3 separate regions of the Homo sapiens genome follow, and all the other regions are linked to region 1. The links are chromatin loops, found by intact Hi-C in ENCODE. Cell type or tissue: ascending aorta. All regions are shown on one strand.

Evidence for each region. Hi-C counts contacts between places; a loop is a spot of excess contacts. Peaks named below come from ENCODE experiments on the same cell type or tissue, not always from the same donor. Only the 100,000 strongest peaks of a DNase experiment are listed, where the experiment ranks them.
Region 2: it touches region 1 in a loop (2.6-fold over the local background); 10 of 110 quality-filtered maps call a loop at or near these places.
Region 3: it touches region 1 in a loop (7-fold over the local background); 60 of 110 quality-filtered maps call a loop at or near these places.

What each region holds. Positions count from the first base shown.
Region 1 is chr3:11,150,805-11,158,804 of GRCh38, forward strand. HRH1 (histamine receptor H1) reads left to right here and starts at 3,689. Exons shown (of 2, transcript NM_001098212.2): 1 at 3,689-3,750. LOC105376951 (a long non-coding RNA gene) reads right to left here and starts at 3,596. Exons shown (of 5, transcript XR_940593.2): 1 at 3,460-3,596; 2 at 558-657. It overlaps LOC124909345 (a long non-coding RNA gene), which reads left to right and starts at 3,942. Exons shown (of 2, transcript XR_007095817.1): 1 at 3,942-4,327. In ascending aorta, a CTCF peak has its summit at 4,769 (motif pointing right); DNase peaks (open chromatin) are centred at 3,426, 3,637, 4,363 and 4,777; H3K4me3 peaks cover 3,910 bases; H3K27ac peaks cover 7,000 bases.
Region 2 is chr3:11,285,173-11,293,172 of GRCh38, forward strand. The region is part of intron 3 of ATG7 (autophagy related 7); the gene reads left to right. It also overlaps the pseudogene RPL13AP27. Among named protein-coding and RNA genes, the nearest start is that of ATG7, 17 kb to the left of the region's middle. RefSeq lists silencers at 1,455-1,587, 4,865-4,914 and enhancers at 3,406-4,605, 6,110-6,239. In ascending aorta, no CTCF peak of the experiment used is centred here; DNase peaks (open chromatin) are centred at 3,699 and 4,459; H3K4me3 peaks cover 581 bases; H3K27ac peaks cover 5,190 bases.
Region 3 is chr3:11,331,998-11,339,997 of GRCh38, forward strand. ATG7 (autophagy related 7) reads left to right here. Exons shown (of 21, transcript NM_001349232.2): 11 at 975-1,096. Among named protein-coding and RNA genes, the nearest start is that of ATG7, 64 kb to the left of the region's middle. In ascending aorta, a CTCF peak has its summit at 3,216 (motif pointing left); no DNase peak of the experiment used is centred here.

The DNA.
Region 1 (8,000 bases):
ATTTGGTTAGCCACGATTCCTGTTTCCTAGAGGAGGGAAGAAGGAAGGGGATTTGGTTACCGAGCATCTACCAGAGCCAAGCACTGTGCTGAGCACTTTGCCTGCATGAGCTTATCTAATCCTGACAACAGCACTGTGAGGGAGAGGACATCTGTGTTCTTGCCTCTCCAGGACCCCTGTTATCCTGCTAATAGCACCTCGATTGTCTTTTAAGGAACCATCTCTCACCCACTCCTAGTTCCAGTGGCCTACAGCGGGCTGACTCTACTCCTTGACTTCAGATACAGGCATGTGACTCAGGCTTAGCCAACCAAAACAACTGTAACGGTTTCAGGACTGGGTATGTGATCCAGGCCAAGCCAATTGGAGTCAACCCTGGGATTTTTGCTGGAAATATTTGGAAAGACGTGATCTCTTTGCCTTGAGGTTGTTTAGCCATTTCCACCTCCCTATGGAAAGAGCCAGCCTGCTAATAAAAGTGGCACATATGTATAAAATAAAGCTGACAGAAAAGAAAACAGAGTCAAGACAGAGGGAGACAGATTTATGACAATTACCTTTGAGCCTCTGAAGCATCTGAATCCAGGCCTACTTCCTAAACGTTTTCATTCAAGAACACTTTATAGCCAAAGCCATTTATAATTGGGTTTAAGTTACCTGCAATCAAAAGAAACATCATGAAAATTCCTTTTTTGGGGGGGCGGTGGTGGTGGGTACAGGGTCTTGGTCTGTGGTCCAGGCTGAAATGAAGTGTTCAATCATAGCTCACTGCAGCCTTGATCCCCTGGGTTCAAGCAATCCTCCCTCCTGAGCCTCCTGAGTAGCTGGGACTACAGGCGCACACTGCCATGCCCAGCTAATTTATTTATTTTTTGTAGAGACAAGGTCTCCTCCCCGTGTTTCCCAGGCTAGTCTCAAACTCCTGAGCTCAAGTGATCCTCCCACCTTGGCCTCCCCAATCCTACCTGGGGATTACAGGGGCGAGCCACCATGCCCGGCCCATCACTAAAATTCTGGGTGTGACATAGGCATTACTATTCTTATTTTACATACAGATGAGGAAACTGAGGCTCAGAGAAGCAAAGTAAACACAGAGCTAGTAAGTGGCAGAGCAGGTATTTTTAATCTACTTATTTCTTCTCATTGCCTTCAGTCTCTACTCAGGCATTGAGGTTGTCCCTTTTTTCTGCTTCTTCCACAAAGCACAGAAGTAGGAGTGGGGCTGTGGGTCCAGACTGCTCCAGGCTCCAGATCTGGCTCAGCTGCTTCCCACCTGTCTGATCTTGGGAAGACTTACTAGCTGTATACTCTGAACAAACTCCTTCATCTCTTTGTTTTCTCATTTGCAAAACGGGATGACAACAGTACCTACCTCATGGGATTGTGAGGAATCGGTGCATTATTTATGTAAAGCTCTTAAATCAAGCCTGACACACAGTATGCAGTAAGCATGGGGCTGTTACTTTTCTGCTGCAGCCTGTATGTTGTTAGTAAGTTGATTGTGCCCTTCTGCTCCCCAACCCCTCATACAGCCTGGGGTACCTCCTGATCTGTCAGTTCCAAATGCCACAGCAAAACAACCCACACCCTGCTTACCAGGGGCTTGAAATCATGTCTAACATGTTGTTTCTAAGATGCTGATTTTTCTAAAAGTGCTGATCACCATGGGTTTAGCAGGCCTAAAACTAGCCCAGGAAGTGAAACTTTGGGGAGGAATTCCAAATAACCAAGCCTTTGCTGAAATGCAGAATGGAGAGAGGAGGGATGAAAGTGTGGACGCAGCCATTTCCCAGGCTTCCCCCACCCGCCCTGCCCCCATCCCCCCTCCCACCTCCATCCCCCCCTTACCTCCCTTAAGCCCCACAGCTATAGAGAGAGGAAATGTATTTCCTTTAGAATTTATAACAGTTGCTATCCTGAGTGCTAACTCGGTTCCAAAGGGTGCATTAGTCTGGTAAAGTGTAAAATATGGAGGCCCTGGAGAATCACCAGGGAGTGGGAGAGGGCTTTCGTGGATCCAGGGTGAGTCTTGGCTGTGGGGTTGTGCTAATGTGCAGAGGGCTGGCCAGAAAAACAAATGGGACATCCCTGACTTCTCGAATCCATAATGCCCAGGACAGTGACATGGCCTGCCATTATCTCAAGGCCAAAGTCTCATATCACTGGGCATCACAAAGTCCTTTAATCCCCACCTTGCAGATGGGATCAGTGATCTCTGAGCTACCATTTATGGAGCACTAAGCCCTTTATAGAAATGGCATCATGAAACTTTCCAACAGCCCCACGGAGATGAAGTTATAACAGCACCTTGGACCTTGGGGCCAGGCTGAGTAGGGTGGATGCTCAGTTCTCCTACATGTGACCTTGTGCAAGTTACTCAATCTCTCTGTGCCTTCATTTTCTCACCTGTAAAATAGGGATAATAATAGTTCCTACCTACTAGGACCTATTATTGTTGTGAGGATTAAATGAGTAAGCATCTGTAGCACTTAGAAAAGCATCTGACACAATGGCCCCTGTCTTTATGAACCCTTGTGTTACCGACATGGGCCCTGAGGCCAAGAAAAAGGACCATGGACCTACCATACACAGCTTGTGAAGCTGAGCCTCAGACCCAGCTCTGTGTGGTCCACAACCAGGGCTGGTGGGACTGCTGCTACTGGGAGGAGGCTAAAATACCCCTCTGACCCCCACCCCCACACCCCAACCCACCATGTCCCACCTCCTCAAACACCCTCCTCTCCCTGTGAGCTTAGGTGGTCCCTTCGAAACTGCTGGGGTAAAATCTGAAACCATAACTGTTCAAAGGTTCAAATGGAGTTTTCCCGGCGCTGAGAAGGCAGAAAAACCTCGACCTCTCTCTCCCAGCTCTGGAAATGAAGGCAGCCAGGAAGAATCCTCAAGCTCCCATTGCCAGGGACAGAGGTTCCCGGGGACCTGCAGAGGGGCCTCACCCCCACCCCACTCCTCCCCTTGCTGCTCGGGGTGGCACAGGTTGCTAATTAAAACACATCCTATTTTGAAATGTGGGCTCATTCATCAGGACGGGCTAGGGAGAAACAGAAGAGAGGTGTGAGGTTGTAGACCCTGGGGTCTCTTTAGTTCCCCGAAACCTCTAGGGGTAGGGTTCCTACTGTCAATCTTGTTCCACCTCTGTCTGACTTTGCCTTTTTCGATTTTGGCGCCCCTAGCAGGAATGAGGGGCGCAGGTATCACTATTTGTCTTTTTCAATCTATCTGTGATTGACTCTGCCAAACATCGTTTCATCTCTATTTCCATCTGTGCCTCTTTGTCTTGATTTATCTCTGTCTGTCGTTTTGTGTGCCCGCAGGTGCGTGGGTGGGGGTGGAGTTGTCTCACCAAGGTTCTGACCCTTCTGCCACCCCTCCTTCCAAACCCAAGGAGCAGTCCGCCTCGCAGAGCCCGAGCCCGGGTACCCAGCGGGAGCAGCTCCAAACCTGGGGCGCGAGCTGGGAGAGGGTGTCCGAGCGAGAGGCGCGCCCCTCGCGCCCCCTCTCTCCGCGGGGGCGGCCCTGGGCGCGTGGAACCGGGTGCGGGGGCGCTGCAGGCCCGCGGGGCCCGGGTCCCCGCCTTCCCCGCTGCTCGCGGGTGGGCCCCTCGGAGCGGCTCCTCCTCCGGCGCCCCGCTCCCCGAGAGCTCCCCGGCGCCCCCGCCGCCGCCCCCGCGACACCCAGCAGCCTGGCCGCCGCGGCCAACGCGCCACCAAACTTTCCCCGGAGCCGGCGCCGGTGAGTCGCAGCGGGGCGCGGGCTTGGGCGGGAGCGGGGCCGCCGCGGCTGGGCGAGGCTGCGCGCTGGCCAGGCTGGGTTCCGGGCATCCCGGCAGGGCGGCCGGGAACCCCGGAGCCGCCCGCTTGAGAAGAGCGCGCTTGGGTACCCTCGCGACGCGGGTGGCCTGGGGAGGGTGGCGGAGGGCGGCTCGCTCGGTGGCACCGCTCCCCTCTCCACACTGTGGCCTCAGCACTCGACGCGCAGACACCTTTAGCTTCCCCGGGCTTGGGCAGGGTGCGCGCCCTGAGCGTCCGTCTTTGAGCTCGGGCGAGCAGAGGGGGAGCCTCGTTTTCTTTGAGCCTCCCCAGGGTCTGAGTTCGCTGCTAACCGTAGTGCCAGCCCATTGGTTGAGTGCGTTCACTGTGCCAGGCTTTGGGCATCCATTATCTGTTGCAATATTGTTATACTCATTTTACAGAGGAGGAAACTGAGGCTCGGGGAGGGAAGTTGTGCCCAGGAGCATCAGCTGGTTAAGGGGAGAGAGTCAGGGTTTTGCTCGGAGTCATCCTGATCCAAATCACTTGAATACACTGAGGTAAGCCCCAGGCTCAGCGTCACCTGGAGTCGGGGGTGGGAACTGTCCGGACCACCACCCGCCCTTCCCCTGCAGTTCGGCTGCAGCTGGGGGTGTGGAGCAAGAGGCGGATCACCTCCTCCTCGTTGTACCGAGAGAGGAGGATGCTTTGGGAAAATGAGTGGATATTATGGCCAGGGAGTGGATTCTGGTGACAGAAAAGCATCGGGGCTGCTCTTTCAGAGATCAGATTCTAGAAGTTGCTCTCAGTTTTTCTCGAAGGAGCCCAGGAAGCCAGGAGCAGGAGCTGGAGTACAGCAGCTCCTCAAGGAAGTCACGTCTCCTGCTCTGTTACCCCACCCCCAGCCCCCAGTCCTCCATGAAGATCCCACCTCTTCCCTCCTGATTCCCTGATCCCTCTGAGGTGTCCGCTTGCCTGGCAGCTGATAGTGCAGAGATGTTCCAGGCAGAGTGGCTGTCCTCCGGCAGAGGGCTCCCGCCTCAGCCTGGAGCAGACAAGACGAGGCAGGCTGGGAGTCCTGGTGAACAAGGTTTTCAGGCTGGAAGGTGCCTGAATAACTCATTTCATGATTGCGGGGCCAGAAACCTGTGACAGGAGCACAGACGGAGTGTGTCCCTGGAGCATGAAGGAGAGGGGAATTGAGGGTCTTATAGGAAGAGTCTTGGAGGCAGCCAGAAACCAGCAGAGACTGGGAGAGAGGGAGGGTGTACACATGAGAGCATCATTATGCATTATCCCATCACAGCATTCTTGGAAGGTAAGTACTATTATTGAACAGATAGTCTACTGAGGCTCAGAGAGGTTAAGTAATTTGCTTGAGATTGCCCAGCTGGTCCATGACAGAATTGGGGTTTGAACACCCATGTTGCCTGACTCCCTCTAGATTATGAATGAAACTGAGGTGGCAGATGGGACCTTAGCTCCTTCTTTGCTTGTGTCTGGCAGCAGCAAAGGATGAATAGAGGAAAGCCAGGCAGCAGGTCCACTGCTCACAGGAATCCTGGACAACCCCATGTAAATCCTCGAGTGTGATTCAGGCATTTCTCCTGGTGTGGGGAGAATCTACGGAGAAGGGCAGGGGATGCCTGGCATTGTTTTCATTTTCAAATGTGACAGAGAATCCCGTGGAGGCAGGAGATGGACAGGTGCTGCCTGTCCATGATTTCAGGGCTGGGTGGAGGCCGGAGCAGCCTGCCAAGAGACCCTGCACCCCAGAGTGGTTTGGCCAATGCTGGGCTGGGAGTGGTCCTTCCTGACCCTCAGCTGAGTGTCCAAGGGAGGAGGGACTTATACATGAGCCTCCTCCTCTTCGACTCTCTCAGAATTCTGTGTTGGCACTTTCCTCTTCACAATGAAGGAGTGCCTGGCTTTTCCTTAGCAGAGAAAACACATAGCAAAGACATCAAAAGTGTGGGATTCTGGAGCTCACCTGTTGGGGTTCACATCTCAGCACTGTTGCTTATGAGTTTTGTGGCCTTGGTCAAGTTGCTACACGTCTCCGTTCCTTGGTTTCCCCATTTTTAGAATGGGGGTATTCCTGACACCTTCTTCACTGCGTTGGTAAGAGAATTAGGTGTGTTCATGTGCATAAAGCACTTCAGTGGTGCCATGTAATAGCTAAAAGTGTTAAGAGTCCATTGTTGTTGTTGCTATTAAGGCCAAACAATCCCAGCTCTGTATCCTTTCTCTGCCACCTGCAAATTGCCCAGCCTCTGCAGGCTTCTTGTTTTCTCATCTGTAAAGTGAGAGTAGGTCTGGTTAGATGTAATGTGTGCCCCAAAGTCTTACTGCAGTCTCAAGCTTTAAATAGTCTGAGACTTGAAGTCTCAGTGTGGACCTGTATAAACTTCTGATACTCTGCTAGACACTCAGCAAACGCTGGCCATTGCAACGAGTGTCACTAGTGTGGATGATATTGCTGCTACGCAGTGCAGCTTGAACTTTGTGCTCTGGCTTTGTTCTGACGAGCATGGATTTGGGACAGTTTTCAATCAGCTGTTTTCTAGAGGGACAGAAAGCTTAGGGTTGGAACCCCAGCTCTTGCCCTTAGAACCGAGAGACCCTGGGCATCGGCTTCCTTATCTGCAAAATGGCCATTCGTTCGATTTGCCAGTATCTGTTTCTCAGGATGAATGTCAGGATGGAAATGTGGAGAAAAGAAGGAAAAAAGCAGATGGTATAAATTGCAAAGAATTACATACAATTGTAAGTAATTCTCATTAGCATTCAGGCCGGGAATTAGCTATAATTGCTCCTGATCCAAGATGTTTTATCTGAAAGATGTACCTGGCAGAGGATCATTCAAGCCCCAGTCACCTGCTGCCCTCCCTTTCACAGTGACGCTGAGCATTTCTGAATCTCGGGATGTAATTATAATAAAGCTCCCATATCTCATTTATAAGTGACTCACTTCTGCCATTAATGGTTGTAGAGGACTAAGACGCATACTCTTCGGGAGCAATGCTGCTGATGCTGTCGGAGGGGGGGCCAGGATGCCTTGCCTCTTTTATGCATTCGTCCTCACTGCTGTAATTCTCCAGTGATAATGCAGGGGGATCACATGGGCCAGGATCGAAGCTGACAGCTCTCAATTTGTGCAACAGCTTGGATGGCAAGGGCCATTGAAACTTGTTGTTGCCAGCAGAATGCATGTTAGAAACTATCACATCCCAACAGAGGAATGAGCAGAAGAGGTTGAGGAAGCTGCCCCCAGGGAGTACTTAAAAGCACAGACTCCAATGTCCAACAGACATGAGTTTGAATCTTAGTTCTGCCAGTGTATTTGTTGAGGTGTGATTTCTGGCTGTCTTTCCAACCATAATATCAGCTCTAATAGAGCAGGCAGCACATTTGTTTTATTCACCAGGACATTCACAGCTCCTAGCACGTAGAAGGTATTCATGAATGTCTACGGAATGGATGAATATGTGAATGACAAATTGCTTAATTGGGCCTCAGCTTTCTTATCTGTAAAATGAGGCTAATATAGCACCCACCTTACAGGTTGCTGTGAGGTCTGAATGAAGAAATGTTATGAACAGAATAAACATTCAGCAATGCCCTTGATGATAAATAGATGGGCATAAGCAAGCAAGTTGGCTTAGTCTGGGACATTTAACTTTTCTCCCACCCTTGGACCAACAAGGGACAAAAATACTAGTTGTAAGAATCTCCTGTATTTATACAGCACTCTGCAAAGTGCTTTCTTATCCATTGACTTCTAACAAGTAGGCAGAAATTATTATCCATGTTTTATAAGAGAAGAAACAGGTTCAGAGGGGTTGGTGAAATAAGTTACAGAGTTTAGAAGCAGCAGAAATTGGAATATAAATCCAGGTTGCTCTGATTTCTAAATAGCAGCTGTTACACTGAGCTTTCCATTGCCTTCTAGAGAGTGGAAGGTGTAGTATTTAGTCTTCCATGAACATGGTATCTCTCTACTTATTTAGGATATTTTTAACATCTTTAATATCTCGTGACATGGCTTCCTAATGTTCATTTTGTGTTTTTTATATCTTTTGTTATATATATTTCTATTATTTGATAATTTGTATGCTATTATACATTTTTGATAGAAAAATTCATGTTCTGTTGGTTACTTGTTGGAGAAATATGCTTGGCTTTTGCATATTGATTTTGTATCCAGAAATCTTGTTAAACTCTCTTACTAAT
Region 2 (8,000 bases), 130 kb after region 1:
TTTTTTTTTTTTTAAATTCCTTCCTGTGACAGATTCTCACCCTGTCACGCAGGCTGGAGTTCAGTGGCACAATCACGGCTCACTGCAGACTCGACCTCCTGGGTTCAAGTGATCCTCCCACCTCCCACCTCAGCCTCCCAAGTAGCTGGGACTACAGGTGCCTGGCAATTTTTTTTTATTTTTTGTAGAGATGGGGGCCCACCGTGTTGCCCAGGCTGGTCTTGAACTCCTGGGCTCAAGCAGTCCTCCTTCAGCCTCCCAAAGTGTGGGGATTACAGGTGTGAGCCACTGCACCCAGCCCTATTTTACTTCTTTATTCATGGATAACATACATAAAGTGCACTGATAGCAAATGTTTAGCTTGTGGCTTTTTACATAGGTATATGCCTTGTAACCACCACCCAGCTCAAGATACAGAATATTTCCATCTCCCCAGGAGCCTTCCTCGTGGCCTTCTCAAGTCAGTAGCTCCACCTCACCCTGTAATCACCATTCTAACTTCTGTCAGGTTGATTGGTTTTGCCTGTTGAACAACGTATAAAGCTGTGTGTGACACACAGCTTTTATCTTAATAGTAAGATAAAATTATTCTTACTATTTTATTTTGGAACAGTTTCAAACTTACAGAAATTCTACAAGAATAAGACAGATACCTTCTATTTATCCATCTCCCAGAGACTCCCATTCAGTTTTTGTCCCAATAATGTCCTTTTATAGTGGAGCATCATCCCAGGATCACACGTGGTCCCCAGCTGTCACGTCTTTGTGGTCTCTTTCAGTCTGGGACAGCTCCTTGTCTCCCTTTGACTTTTAAGACCATGGCACTTCTGAAGACTATAATCCTGGTCATTTTGTAGAATGTTTTTCAACTTGGGTTTATCTGATGTTTCCTCCCATGAGATCCAGGTTGTGTATTTTCATCCAAACACCACAGATGCTGTGTTCTTTCCATGGCATTCTATCAGATAGCACACAGTGTCTGTTTGTCACGTTGCTGCTGGTGTTAACTTTAATCTCTTCATTAAAATGCTATATTAATGACCAGATATTGTCACTAGTAGCTACCAGAATGCTTTCAGAAAGAAACATTTATTCTTGACTACTTTCATATGCAGTTGCATAAGGTTTTATTTGCACTGATTTGTGCATGCATGTTTCCTGCCCGCTAAGGTCTTAGTCCTGAAAAAACAATAATAGGTTTAGGGACCTAAGTTATATGGCATATCGTCGTATGTTCTTCATGATTCCTTACTCCATATTCTGTGGTAATTGGCTTCTGGGGTTTGTTCTCATAGTCATAGAAGTTTGGGTTATTTCTTGCTTTTGTTTCTTTTCGGGAGGATATCTATAGAAAGTTCCTTGTTTTTGTTTTGTGTTTTTTTTTTTGTCTTTTCTTTTCTTTCTTTCTTTCTTTTTTTTTTTTTTTTTTTTTTTTTGAGACAGGGTCTGGCTCGATCACCTGGGCTGGAGTGCAGTGGTGCCATCTTGCCACCTTGGCTTACTGCAGCCTTAATCTCCCAGGCTTAAGCGATCCTCCACCTGAGTCTCCCAAGTAGCTGGGAACACAGGCGCATGCCACCGCCATGCCCAGCTAACTTTTTAAATATTTTTGGTAGAGACGGAATGTTGCCCATGTTGCCCAGGCTGGTCTCAAACTCCTGAGCTCAAGCTATCCTCCCGCCTCAGACCCCCAAAGTGCTGGGATTGCAGGTGTGAGCCACCGCACCCAACCTTTTTTTATTATTATTATTATTTTATTTTTAAATTAATTTTTTCTAGAAATGGTGTTCTGCTATGTTGCCCAGGCTGGTCATGAACTCCTGCCCCCAAGCAGTCCTCCTGCCTCAGCCTTCCGAAGTGCTGGGATGCAGGTGTGAGCCACTGTGCCTGGCTGATAAAAGGTTTCTAAAATTCATCCTAGTAATGTTTGAGAGCCACTCACAAGGGATTAGGGACATTGAAAGGAATATGAGCCAGGATCTGTATTTGTAGAGTTTACAATCAAGTTTGGTGGAGGCAAACAGGTAAGCAAAGAGTTGAAAAACAATACCAAATGTCTAGGTGGCTTAGAGCCAGGAGTGATTAAATATAGCTGCCAGGGGAGGAGTATGAGGGGAGTGAAGACAGGCGAGGCACCTCTGAGAAGGCTTTCCTGAGCAGGTCACCTCTGAGCTGCTCTGTGAATGCCAGGCAGTCACAGAAGCAAGGTGAGGGAGAACAGGGAACACTTTTCAGACAGAGGGGCTGTGAGTTCTAGGCCATGGGGGCCTGAGAGCGGCTGCTAAGGAGCATCAAGTCAGAGGTGAGGAGTGACAGGGCCGTGGGGTAGAACTAGAAAAGTCGGAAGGCAGCAGCGGCGGTCTGGGAGAAAGCATAAGGAAACCATCAGAGGTGTAGTCATATGCCTGCTTAAGATGTAGAATGCTGCTGATGCAGTCTTTCCGGAACGTTATGAGCCTTAATAAATATCAAATGAGCTTCGTCTTGGCTTAATGATGCTGAGAGATGTGTGAATGTTTTGAGTAGACTGTATTTACCAGTTCATAAAGAAGTATTTGCAGCATTACAAGGTGCCTATTGCAGGCCAGCAGATGTGGCCTTAGAATCTGGCCTTCGCCCTCAGCGCCCTCACTGATCTTTACTGCCCTTTAAAAAGATTATGCCAAAAATATCAGTCTTCCTCAAAACAAAATATACTATTGGCACCTTCAAAGAATCAAAAGATAACAGGTTTGGAAGATCATTTAGTCCAGGAGTCAGCAAACTATAGCCTGTGGATCAAGTCCTGCCCGAGGCCTTTTTTTGTGCAGTCCAGGAGCTAAGAATGGTTTTTGCATTTTTTTAAGGGTTGTAAAAAAAATAAAATACACAGCAGACTGTTTGAGGCCTGCAGTGCCTTAAAATATTTACTATCTGGCCTTCTTCAGGAAAAGCTTGCCAGACCCTGGTCTTGTCTGACTGCCTGATACAGCAATCCTTTGTGCAGTATTACGTGGCAAATAATCATCCAATATATGCTTGAACACTTCTGCTAATGGAGAACTCATTATCTCTCTGATCTATTTCCTGTTTGGACAATTCAAGCTATTAGTAATTTTTAAACTGCTGAAATTTATCTTACTATATAGCATCCATCCATTGGCCCTTTGTGCGAAAAGAGAGCTATTATTTCATTTCAACCTTTACTGAGCTCTTAATATGATCCAGGCACTGTGCTCAGTCCTGAAGAAAGATGAGTAAGACATGGTGCTTGTTTCAAGGATCTCCCAGCTATGATTTCTTGGAACCAAAGCAGTTGAGCTGCTAGTCTTTTATCTCTCTCTTTGTCTTCTTGCCATTGGGTTAGGACTTTTTTCTTTAATTATTTTAGTTATTTCTGTATTGTTTTATATACATAATACAAACTTTAAGAGGCAAAAAAGGTCATGCAGTGAAAATAAGTCTCCCCACACTCCTCTCTCCTCACCTCCTAGCAGCTTTCTTGGGAGGCAACCGCCACTGCACATTTCCTGTGGGGATTTGATCTTAAAAAACAAAAGATTTAGATCCATGTGGACAGAAACTTTTGGTAAGTACTCATTCAGTGACATTTTCTGAGCTCCTACTTGTGCTGAGTGTGACTGAGTTTTATTTTCATTAAAGTCTGAAATTTGCACCAAGTTTGGGTGGTAGACACAGCCCCGGGGGATTGTATTGGTTAACCACACACGCTGCTATTTCAGTTTAATCTTGACTGAACTTCTTGGCTACTGCAGGCTTTCTTACACCACTAGAGTTCTTGCTCATTACAGTGTTGAATCCCTATCAAAACCTTTCCTGTTTAATTGGCAGTGACACAATCCCATCTTGTGTAACTCAGGATGTTTCACATCCTGAAATAGTTTGAAATAAAATTGAAACACACTTACATTGATGCCTATGTTAATTTCTTTCCTTGACTGTGTCTGAATATAATGTTGAAGTGTGATAGAAACAATCCTTTATCTTTCTAAGCTAAGCAGAGGCCGAAGTTTCACTTGCACTGTCCAGGGTTATACAGGCAAGCCTTACTTTTTCAGGAAGTAGGTAATGTTTGGATTTAGATTAGTGACACATGAATAACTCTGTCTATGACTCACTTCCCCCCAAATTCCCCTCCGACCATTACTTCTTAAATCTTCCCTTCCAGCTTAAGCGCTGTAGTGATGTTACATAGACGTGTATGTTCCTAAGTGATACCTTTACCATAGATTGTCCTGTTTAGGTATTTCCAGAAGATTCCTCATCATGCTGATGTTGCTTAAGACTTTTCTGTTTTCAGCCTGTCATGGAACGGTTTCAGCAGCTCAACATCAACTATATCCTCTTATGAAATAGGCCCTTGGATTCTGTTCAGAATTTCCCTAAGGCCAAATAAGTCAGAAAATATTTGAAGGATGTGCCTCTTATGCAAATTACTTTTGTGCAATCATGGATCACTGCAGCCTCAACCTCCTGGTGGGCTCGAGCTATCTTCCTACCTCAGCTTCCCGAGTTGTTGGGACTACCGATGCGCCCTGCAATGCCCGGCAAATTTTAAAACTTTTTTTGTAGAAATGGGGTCTCACCATGTTGCCCAGGCTCGTCTCAAACTCCTGGGCTCAAGCGATCCTCCTGCCTCAGCCTCCCAAAGAGTTAGGATTATGGGCATGGACCACTGCACTGGGCCTTTTTTTTCTCTCTCTGTAAAAGTAGTTTATTTGTTCTGTTTACAAAGTACAGGGAAGGAATAAGGGCAATACCTGGAACCCCTTTGGTCGCACATCTTCCCAGTCTATGCTTCTATAAATAACGTTTGTACAACAGCAAACTCATATTGTCCCCATGTGTTTTCTCACATCCTGGTAGCTGCAGTCTATAGTATAGACCGGGTAGGAAATAGATGCCTGATTCACAGGGTAGGGCTCCCCTCCAATTAGTGTTCCAGCTCACTTTTGCTAATATTGAAACAGAAGTAACTAGTTGTTCTTAAAAACTCTCTCATGAACAAGTAGGTCATAAGCAAATTATGTCTGCACAACTCCTAGAATTGTTTCAAATAACTTTATAGAAAGGCAGTGACTAAGGCCCTTTCCTCTTTCCCATCTTTCTAAGTCCTAGGCTGCCTTCATTCAGCACCTGGACTGCCGCCTGGGTCCCCCACATCCCAGCGCGGTGATGGAGGAGGGGCAGGCCAGGCCAAGCATGAGGAATAAGCTGTCTTTACTGGGCTCAGACCAGGAGCCCATGGTCTTGAGGAACTCTGTATTTATCAGTTTTCTTCTCCACGTTCTCTTCCACCTGTTTCTGCAGCCTCATGGCCTGTTTTTACTTTTGGTAGTGGATCTTGGCCTTCTCCTTCCTCTTCTCCTCCAGGTAGCTGTCACTGCCTGGTACTTCCAGCCAACCTCATGAACCAGCCACCCCCAGGTAGGCAGACTTTATTTTAGGCTTCAGACGCACAACCTTGAAGGCACCAGGAACCACTATCTGCAATTAATATACAAAATGTCTGTTATCTTCTTTTTTTTTGAGATAGAGTTTCACCCTTGTCGCCCAGGCTGGAGTGCAATGGTGCGATCTCAGCTCACTGCAACCTCTGCCTCCCGGGTTCAAGCAGTTCTCCTGCCTCAGCCTCCTGAGTAGCTGGGATTATAGGCATGCACCACCATGCCCGGCTAATTTTTGTATTTTTAGTGGAGACGGGGTTTCGCCATGTTGGTCAGGCTGGTCTTGACCTCCTTACCAAGTGATCCACCCACCTCAGCCTCCAAAGTGCTGGGATTACAGGCGTGAGTCACTTCACCCGGCCATGTCTGTTATCTTTTAAGTAGTCATCCTTAGTCGCTTTTACCCAGCTACCGAAGTGCTGTAGAATAGAGTTTTCTTTTTTGTCTTTGTGATTCTCTGGCACTGGTAAAATTCCATCTTGATGTCCTTAGCAGGTCATCAAAATTATGATGAAAACAAGTTACATTTGTCCTTGAAGAGAAAGTTGTGGATGACTGACATATGTAGGGACTTGATGATCTGTCACACAGAGGATTTTAGATGAAATCCTTTTGTACCACTGTCTGCAACTGTGTTGATTTCCTTCCACATTGGATGATAGCTCTGGCCAGGGCCTTTTTGTTTTGACTGTTGGAGAGGAGGTTAGCTTGTGAATAATTGGTTATTTTTTAGCATGTGTGAGGCTGATGGGCAGTAGAAAGTTCCTGAAAAGAAGTTTCTTCCTTCAAGGCAGTGTAATATAGTGACGAGAACAGGGGCTTTGAAGCTAGCAGACCCGGGTTATCATCTCAGCTCTACCACTTCCTGTGTGACTCTGGGCAAGTTACTTAAGCTCCCAGTGTCTCAGTTTTCTCTTCAGTAAAGTAGGCATAATCTTACCACTGGGGTTGTCAAGGGAATAACATGTAAACTGTTTAGTGTAGTGCTTGGTACAGAATGAGCATTTAATAAGAACAGTTACTAATATGACATTACTACTGCTGTTATTTAAATAGTTTTTAACAGTATTATCAAAACAGCAAGCACAGTTCATGGTGGTAAATGCCCTAATGGAAGTGTTCATCTGTCACCATTGAGAAGGGAACTGTTAATATCCACTGACTGTTACTGACAGCTTCATAAGGACCTTGTGAGATGAGAAGTACTTTTCCTGGTAGAGAGGGGAAAGGTTTCCTAGGAACATCAGCCATGCAGAAGATCAGGAAACTAGCAGGCTAAGGCTGCAGCACCTTATTCTCTGTGTAGTAAGGCCAGTAAGCTTTCGTTTGTTTGTTTAAACAAGGGAGCCACCTGTGCAGATCATTCCTGGTGGCAGTTTGTCACCTTGTTTGGAGGAGATGGGCCAAAGGCAGTGACCCGTGAGTATATCACTGCAAGAGCCGAGGTGTGAGATGATGGAGCCTGGCACGTAGCAGTGGGAATGGAGAGAAGGCAGGCAGACCTAGACAGGAAGCATGAAGTTGCATGAGGAGCATGGGCTTCAGAGTGGCGTGAATCTGGAAGCTGAATCCTGGTTCCCCTACTTTCCTAGCTGTATAGCCTTGTGTGAATTTATTTTTTTCTTTCTTTCTTTCTTTTTTTTTTTTTTTTGGAGACAGAGTCTCGCTCTGTTGCCCAGGCTGGAGTGCAGTGGCACGATCTCCATCTTGGCTCACTGCAACCTCCGCCTCCTGGGTTCAAACAATTCTCCTGCGTCAGCCTCCCAAATAGCTGGGATTACAGGCGTGCACCACCACACCTGGGTAATTTTTGTATTTTTAGTAGAGATGGGGTTTCACCATGTTTGTCAGGCTGGTCTCGAGCTCTTGACCTCAGGTGATCTGCCCGCCTTGGCCTCCCAAAGTGCTAGGATTACAGGCGTGAGCCACCACACCCAGCCTCCTTGTGTGAATTTCTTACTTCTTGGAACCTCAGTTTCTTCCTCTATAAAATTGGAGCTATTCCTTAGGGCTTCTGAGAGAATTGAATTCCCACCACACCCAGCCTCCTTGTGTGAATTTCTTACTTCTTGGAACCTCAGTTTCTTCCTCTATAAAATTGGAGCTATTCCTTAGGGCTTCTGAGAGAATTGAATTCACACCACACCCAGCCTCCTTGTGTGAATTTCTTACTTCTTGGAACCTCAGTTTCTTCCTCTATAAAATTGGAGCTATTCCTTAGGGCTTCTGAGAGAATTGAATTCAATTGAACAACCCTTGCTGCTGTGCCTAGTTTTGGTCTGTGTTCAGTAACTGTTAACCTTCATCTCATTCCAGAGGACTGTTTAAGGTTGAGCTTCTAGGAATTAGTGCTTTATTGCGTTGAGAGAGAGAAAAATTGAAGATGACTTTGAAATTTCTTCCTTGAATTAAGGTGATACTATTAAGCAAACTAGGAAATACAGAGAAAGGGGCAGAATTTAGGGAAAATATATGTTGAATTTTGGATTTGTTGAATTTGAGATTCTGAGGAATCTAAGTCCTGGCTTTAAAGGACACTTAAATATATGTTTA
Region 3 (8,000 bases), 180 kb after region 1:
ATATCTATGGCTCAGCAATGTTACTCTCAAGTATATTACTCACTGAAATACCTACATAGATAGAAGCAAAACACATATACAAGAATGTTTACAGAAGCATTATTCTCAATAACCAAAAGCTGGGAATAGTTCACACGTTCTTCAATAATGAAATGAATAATAAATTTAAGTATATCCCTTATGATGAAATGTCATATACAATGAATCTGAGTGAACTATTAATACAGAGATCAGCATGGCTGAATTTTAAAAACATAATATTAAGTGAAATAAGTTGGACCTAAAATAATACATACTCCATGATTCCATTTATGTAAAGTTAAAATAGGCAAAACCAATGTATGGACTTAGAGTAGTTGTTACTTTTGAAGGCAGTGGTTAATGACTGAGAGAAGGCATAAGACAGCCTTCTTTATACTTGGGATTTGTGTAATGTGTCTGCTTTACTTAAATAAAAATGTTTATTTAAAAATATGAAGATAGATAAATTATAGATTGTTCTCTGAGGGAGACAATCTACAATTATCCAGGTGGTAAGTCTACACAGTGCAAATGGGCTTCCTAACTACTGACTGAGGTACTGCTGCTTAATATGGAAGTTCAGATGGGGAGAGCAGAGGGAACCAAAAGAACCCACGTCCTAGAGGATTTTTTCTAAATGTCTTGTGAGCATTTTTTCCGCATTTAAAAGATTTACTTGTCGGAATTATTTATGTGCAATATGATTGTAGAAAGAAATCACCTAGAAAGAAATCACAGCCAATTCATTTTTCAGCCTCTAAACACTTGGACAGAGGAGCCATATATGAATATGTTCAAAAGAGTTAAGGCCATCTCCTGTGGGTATCAGAGAGGCATAATTAGAATGCATTGAATTCTCTCCAACTGGTTTGCTGAAGCTCTTATGTGAGCTTTTTCTTTTCCTTCCTTTAAAAAAAAATAATAAATAAATAAAAATCCGGGCATGACAACAGGAGTAGCAGTTTCCAGTCTGTTGAAGTTGTTTGCTTCCGTGACCGTACCATGCAGGGGGCGAGAGACGTTGCCCACAGCATCATCTTCGAAGTGAAGCTTCCAGAAATGGCATTTAGCCCAGGTAATTTGCCGGTCTTTGAAAATGCATATAATTATCATTTATCAGAAACGGAACCAGGTTTACTTTCTTTTCATATCGTCACAATGGCAGAAGAAAGGAAGAGAAAAGTACAACTTGTACCTCTTTGCCAATGCAGACACCTACTTCGAACAGAGGGCATGCTCTGCTATTCAGACTGGAACAAAGGCAAAGATTGTGACCAGGAAATTTTCTCTAGGCAGTTTTTTCAGTCTTCAGGATTTGTTCCCCTCTGCTCCCCCCGTTTTCAATTTTACTTTTCTTTAACACAAAATCTTTATTCCTGTCCATTCTTAAAGGAAGGATGAAGTATTAATGCACTTAAATATTTATTTGTTATATACTTAAAGTTGTATGTGATCCTGTTCTTCATATAGTAAACCAGTCAGGAAAAATGCCATTTCTCCTTCCACATTTAATATCTTCATTTGATCCTTATGTGACAGTTATCAGCTTTTACCCCCATTTTATAAATTGAGAAACTTAGACTGAGAGACATTTTATCTATAGAGAGATATATGTGTGTGTGTGTGTATATATATATACACATATATATATTTACATATGTCACAGAGATTGAATACATATTCAAGTTTGAGTAAAATAAGGATATAATGCCCAGCTCCGGATATATTTCTTTTTTTTTTTTTTTTTGAGATGGAGTCTCACTCTGTCGCCCAGGCTAGAGTGCAGTGGCGTGATCTTGGCTCACTGCAAGCTCCGCCTCCCGGGTTCATGCCATTCTCCTGCCTCAGCCTCCTGAGTAGCTGGGACCACAGGCGCCCACTACCACGCCCGGATAATTTTTTGTATTTTTAGTAGAGACGGGGTTTCACCGTGTGTTATCCAGGATGGTCTCCATCTCCTGACCTTGTGATCCGCCCACCTCAGCCTCCCAAAGTGCTGGGATTACAGGCATGAGCCACCGCTCCCGGCCAGCTTCGGGAATATTTCTTACCCGGAATCCATGTCCTATGTCAAAGTCAGAGCACGATGTCTGGCACATCATAGGTGCTTAATAAATGTTATGTAAATTTCCTAGCTCACATAAAGCCCAGCACTTTTATACTTCTTGCCAGAATAATTCCTCATCTCTATGTGATTTATATGCTTTTCAGAGCACTTTCACAACATTTATTATTATTATTATTGAGGCAGAGTCTAGCTTTGTCACCCAGGCTGGAGTGCAGTGGCATGATCTCGACTCACTGCAACCTCCGCCTCCCAGGTTCAAGTGATTCTCCCTCCTCGGCCTCCCAAGAAGCTGGGATTACAGGAGCCCGCCACCATGCCCAGCTAATATTTGTATTTTTAGTAGAGACAGGTTTCACCATGTTGGTCAGGCCAGTCTTGAACTCCTGACCTCAAGTGATCCACCCACCTTGGCCTCCCAAAGTGCTGGGATTACAGGCATGAGTCACTGAGCCTGGCCTCATATATATTATTTAGCTTGTTCCTTATATCATCCTCATGGTTCCAAGGCACATTTCTTTCCTTATGCCATAGATATGCCTTAAAATGTGTGTGTGTGTGATGGGGGAGGTGGTGTCAAAATCTCTTCCAAGGCCAGGCGCCGTGGGTTATGCCTGTAATCCCAGCACTTTGGGAGGCCGAGGCGGGTGGATCACCTGAGGTCAGGAGTTCGAGATTGGCCTGGCCGATATGGCGAAACCCCGTCTCTACTAAAAATACAAAAATGAGCTACGTGTGGTGGCGGGCGTCTGTAATCCCAGCTCTCAGGAGGCTGAGGCAGAAGAATCGCTTGAACCTGGGAGGTGGAGGTGTAGTGAGCCGACTGCACTGCTGCACTCCAGCCTGGGTGACAGAGCAAGACTCTGTCTCAAAAAAAAAAAAAAAAAAAAAAATCTCTTCTGAGATATCTTTTCTAGAGTGCTACAGTCAGAAGGATTCAGGATTGGCCCACATGACATTTTTTCAGCGATTCTATGCTCTAACACAGATGTCTTTACACAATTCGCTGAAAGATTGACAGAGTACTTCTGCTTGATCAAAGGACGATGCTGCTTTTCAGTTTAGAGCCTTTGCCTTTCTGCTGTTTTTAGATATTTGCATTGGATGTAGCACCCTCTCCTGGCAAATTCTAAAATAGCTCCTGTGTAATGTTAACTTACATGCTATACCTTTGTTTTATTAAACCACACTTAAAGATAGTCGCAGGGGTGTCCAATCTTTTGGCTTCCTTGGGCCACACTGGAAGAAGAATTGTCTTGGACCACACATAAAATACACTAACACTAATGATAGCTGATGAGCTAAAAAACAAATGCAAAAAAACTCAATGTTTTAAGAAAGTTTATGAATTTGTGTTGGGCCACACTCAAAGCTGTCCTGGGCCATGGGTTGGACAAGCGTGGTCTTAGGGAATGAGGTGAGAGTTAGCTAAAAAGTAATGTGGGTCTGGTCTGTGTGTCTGACAAGCTGCCAGGCACCTTCCATGGGGTAATCACTTAATTCTGCCAACCACTCTGCAGAGAGGCAGTTTTCTTTCCACTTTTATGACAAAGTCACTGAGTTATTCTTACATCCTACTCTCTATGATAAGGCTCATGCTTGATGATGCTGACATTTTTTTTGCTTTTTTTGAGACAGAGTCTTGCCCTGTCGCTTGAGGCTCGAGTGCAATGGCACGATCTCGGCTCACTGCAACCTCCGCCTCCTGGGTTCAAGCGATTCTCCAGACTCAGCCTCCCGAGTGGCTGGGATTACAGTCGCGTGCCACCACGCCTTGCTAAGTTTTTGTATCTTTAGTAGAGTCGGGGTTTCACTGTGTTGGCCAGGCTGGTCTCGAACCCCTAATCTCATGATCCACCCGCCTCGGCCTCCCAAAGTGCAGGGATTACAGATCCACCCGCCTCGGCCTCCCAAAGTGCTGGGACTACAGGCATGAGCCACTGTGCCCGGTCATTTTTTTTTTTTTTTTTTTTTTTGAGACAGTCTCGCTCTGTTGCCCAGACTGGAGTGCAGTGGCAGGATCTCAGCTTACTGCAATCCTGGGTTCAAAAGCAATTCTTCTGCCTCAGCCTCCTGAGTAGCTGGGACTACAGGTACACGCCGCCACACATGGCTATTTTTTTTGTATTTTAGTAGAGACGGGGTTTCACCGTGTACCCAGGCTGGTCTTGAACTCCTGAGCTCGGGCAATCTGCCTGCCTCAGCCTCCCAAGGTGCTAGGATTACAGGCGTGAGTCACACGTCCAGCCGATGCTGACATTTAAACTCAGGAACCACACCGTACATTTCCATTTGAAAAAGGTTTTCTGTCGTCCACTAATGCCTTTAACACATCTTCTTAATGCCTGATATTAAATGTAGATTATTTAGCTTAGGAAAGGCAAATGAATTTCCTGTTTTTCATGTAAATTAATATGTTCCCTCTTAGCTGTAAATAAAACTTTATGGTAAATACAACTTCATAAAGAATTTTTCTATATCATAATGTAAACTGAAAATATAAGTATGGTTGTACTTTTCAATACTTCTAAGACATCCCATAGTTGCCATGGTAATGGTATAAGGAGTATTATTTTAAATTATTTTATTTTATTTTATTTTTTGAGACAGGGTCTTGACCTGTCACCCAGGCTGGAGTGAGTGCAGTGGCAAAATCATAGCTCACTGCAGCCTTGACCTCCCAGGCTCAAACCATCCCCCCAGCTTAGCTTCCCGAGTATCTGGGACTACAGGCATGTGCCACCACACCCAACTAATTTTTGTATTTTTTGCAGAGACAGGGTTTCACTATGTTGCCCAGGCTGGTCTTGAACTCCTGGGCTCAAGCAATCCTCTAGCCTCAGCCACCCAAAGTGCTGGGACTACAGGTGTGAGCTACCTTGCGCAGTCGAGGAGTATTATTTTAAATATCCTATGTCTTCTTTTGCTTCCTCATGGTGTGTTGTGTTACAGCTCTGGCACCTGGTGGAGGAAGATGGCAGACACTGCTGCGGGTAGAGATCCCATCTTAACTCTGTTTTTTCTTGTGCTGCTCCTGCTTGCCCACTATGGGAGACAGCACCTAATTTTTTCCTAAAAAATATTTTCTTGGCCAGGTGTGGTTGCTCATGCCTGTAATCCCAGCATTTTGGGAGGCCAAGGCAGGCGGATCATGAGGTCAGGAGATTGAGACCATCCTGGCCAACATGGTGAAACCCCGTCTCTACTAAAAATACAAAAATTAGCTGGGCATGGTGGTGCGCACCTGTAGTCGCAGCTACTCAGGAGGCTGAGGCAGGAGAATCGCTTGAACCTGGGAGGCGGAGGTTGCAGTGAGCCAAGATAAGTGCCACTGCACTCCAGCCTGGCGAGACAGCAAGACTCTGTCTGTCTCTCTGTCTTTCTAGCTCTCTCTCTCTCTCTCTCTATATATATATATATAATTTAATTTGGTGTATGTCTTATAGGTATAGATTATATGGATGCAGGTATGGTAAATTACATACTATTGCCATATGTGTTATTTTTTTCATTATTAAGTTTAAAGGGCATCTAATTTTCTTAGAAATGGCTATAGCCTTTATTATTATTATTATTTTTTGAGAGATGAGGTCTTCTTATGTTGCCCAGGCTGGCCTTGAACTCCTGGGCTAAATCCTTCCTCCTGCAATCTTTCCTCCTGCCTTAGCCTCCCAAGTAGCTGGGACTACAGACATGAGCCCAGCATCTGTAACCTTTTGAGTATAGAGAACTTTTAATTTGAAATTATGTCTTATTTTTGTCTAATAATTTCTTACCTGTATCAAGAGAAAACCTAGGCTGGAGTTATGGATTACAATACTAGGCTGTGATTCTGTAGTTCTTGTCAAGTTCCTTGCTATGTATCAAAGACACATTAAAAAAAAAACTTTTATTTTCGGTTCAGGGGTATATGTGGTTTGTTATATAAGTAAACTTGTTTCCCAGGGGTTTGTTGTACAGATTATTTGATCACCCAGGTACTAATACCTAGTACCTAGTATTTTTTCTGATCCTCTCCCTCCTCCCACCCTTCACCCTCAAGTAGGCCCCAGTGTCTGCTGTTCCCCTTTGTGTCCATGAGTTCTCATCATTTAGCTCCTACTTATAACTGAGAACATGTAGTATTTGGTTTTCTGTTCCTGCACTAGTTTGCTAAGGATAATGGCCTCCAGCTCCATCCATGTTCCTGCAAAAGACATGATCTCGTTCTTTTTTTATGGCTGCATAGTATTTCATGGTGTGTGTGTACCACATTTTCTTTATCCAGTCTGTCATTGATGGGCATTTAAGCAGATTCCATGTCTTTGATGTTAAGAGACACATTTTTAATTGAATCTAAGAGTAGTAATAAAATCAAACAAAATATCAATTAATGGCAGGTGGGAACTCTTTTTTTTCCCCACAGAAAAACAATTCTGAAGTCTTAACCTCTTTATGAAACTCAAATCTGACTGGGTATGGTGGCTCATGCCTGTAATCCTAGCTGCTCCGAAGGCTGAAGCTGGAGGATCACTTGAGCCCAGGAGTTCAAGACCAGCTTCAGCAACATAGCAAGACCCTGTCTCAAACAAGAAAACTCTATTATTTCAGTTTTAATTTTTCATGGCATTAAAAAATACCACATCAGAGTGCCCGATTTAAAAGGGGGAAGGACGTTTGTTTTCTGGCTTCTTGCTGTGAATGATACCCTCAGCCAAACTGGGGCCCAACTAGCTTTCAAGGATAATTGGTCCTATGGTTTCTCATTGACCGTCCTATCCCAGAAACAAAAGATCGTGTAAAGGAAATCAGTACCTTCTAGGTCCCGTAATTATATTGGGCAATACTATTTTTTTAAATGTCAACAGCTGAAAAGTTTCCCAAGGAAAGGAAAATTGTGATCTTGATAGAAATTCAAAAGTAGGAGAATGGACAAAGAAAACCAGTGTACAGGCCGGGCGTGGTAACTCATGCCTGTAATCCCACCACTTTGGGAGGCCAAGGCGGGTGGATCACGAGGTCAGGAGATCAAGACCATCCTGGCTAACACGGTAAAGCACCATCTCTACTGAAAATACAAAAAATTAGCCGGGCATGCTGGCGGGCGCGTGTACTCCCAGCTACTCGGGAGGCTGAGACAGGAGAATGGCGTGAACCCAGGAGGTGGAGCTTGCAGTGAGCCAAAATCGCGCCACTGCACTCCAGCCTGGGCGACAGAGCGAGACTCTGTTTCAAAAAAAAAAAAAAAAAAGAAAAGAAAAGAAAACCAGCGTATAATTAGAAACAAAATTAAAATTCCCCCAGTCCCATACATCTTAACTTCAAGTCAAGGAGTTTCTCTTCCTGCAGAGTCTGTTGCTTAAGGCAGACAGTGGAGGTGATGCTGGAAGTGTAGGCTGTGGTGGGGTGAATTTCTTGCTTAGTAGTTCAGGTTTTATTGTGAGCAGTGGGAATTCAATGAGAAAGGGGGAGTAGCAGAGGTCCTGAGATGTAGGGAGCGCAAGAGAGTGGGATCCACTAGCAAGATTTACAAGGCTGTGGTTCCACCAAGGCAAGCAAAGCTTTCATTAACATGAGAAGGTAGCAGGTGTGTTCTGCAAAGCAATTGAGATGTTTAAGAGAATTTTGCAACAGTAGAATACAGCAGTGTTTCCCTGAATGTGTCCCTTGAGATTGTAATTGGTATACAGGGAAATGAAGGGAGATATGGAGAGCCACGTAAGTGTGGGAAACACAAAGCCAAATCAAATCACGTGGGTTCTGTACTGCAGGTTTCTCAGAGCTTTTATCTCCCTCATGTGCAATGTGAATGGCCAGGTTTGAGTGGTAGTGGGGGCTGGATATAGAAGACAGATATAAGTATAGAAGCATTTCCAAAGTCTGTTTAGCTACAGGATCCTTATCCTCTGAGATTATTGAATAGGACACACTTTGG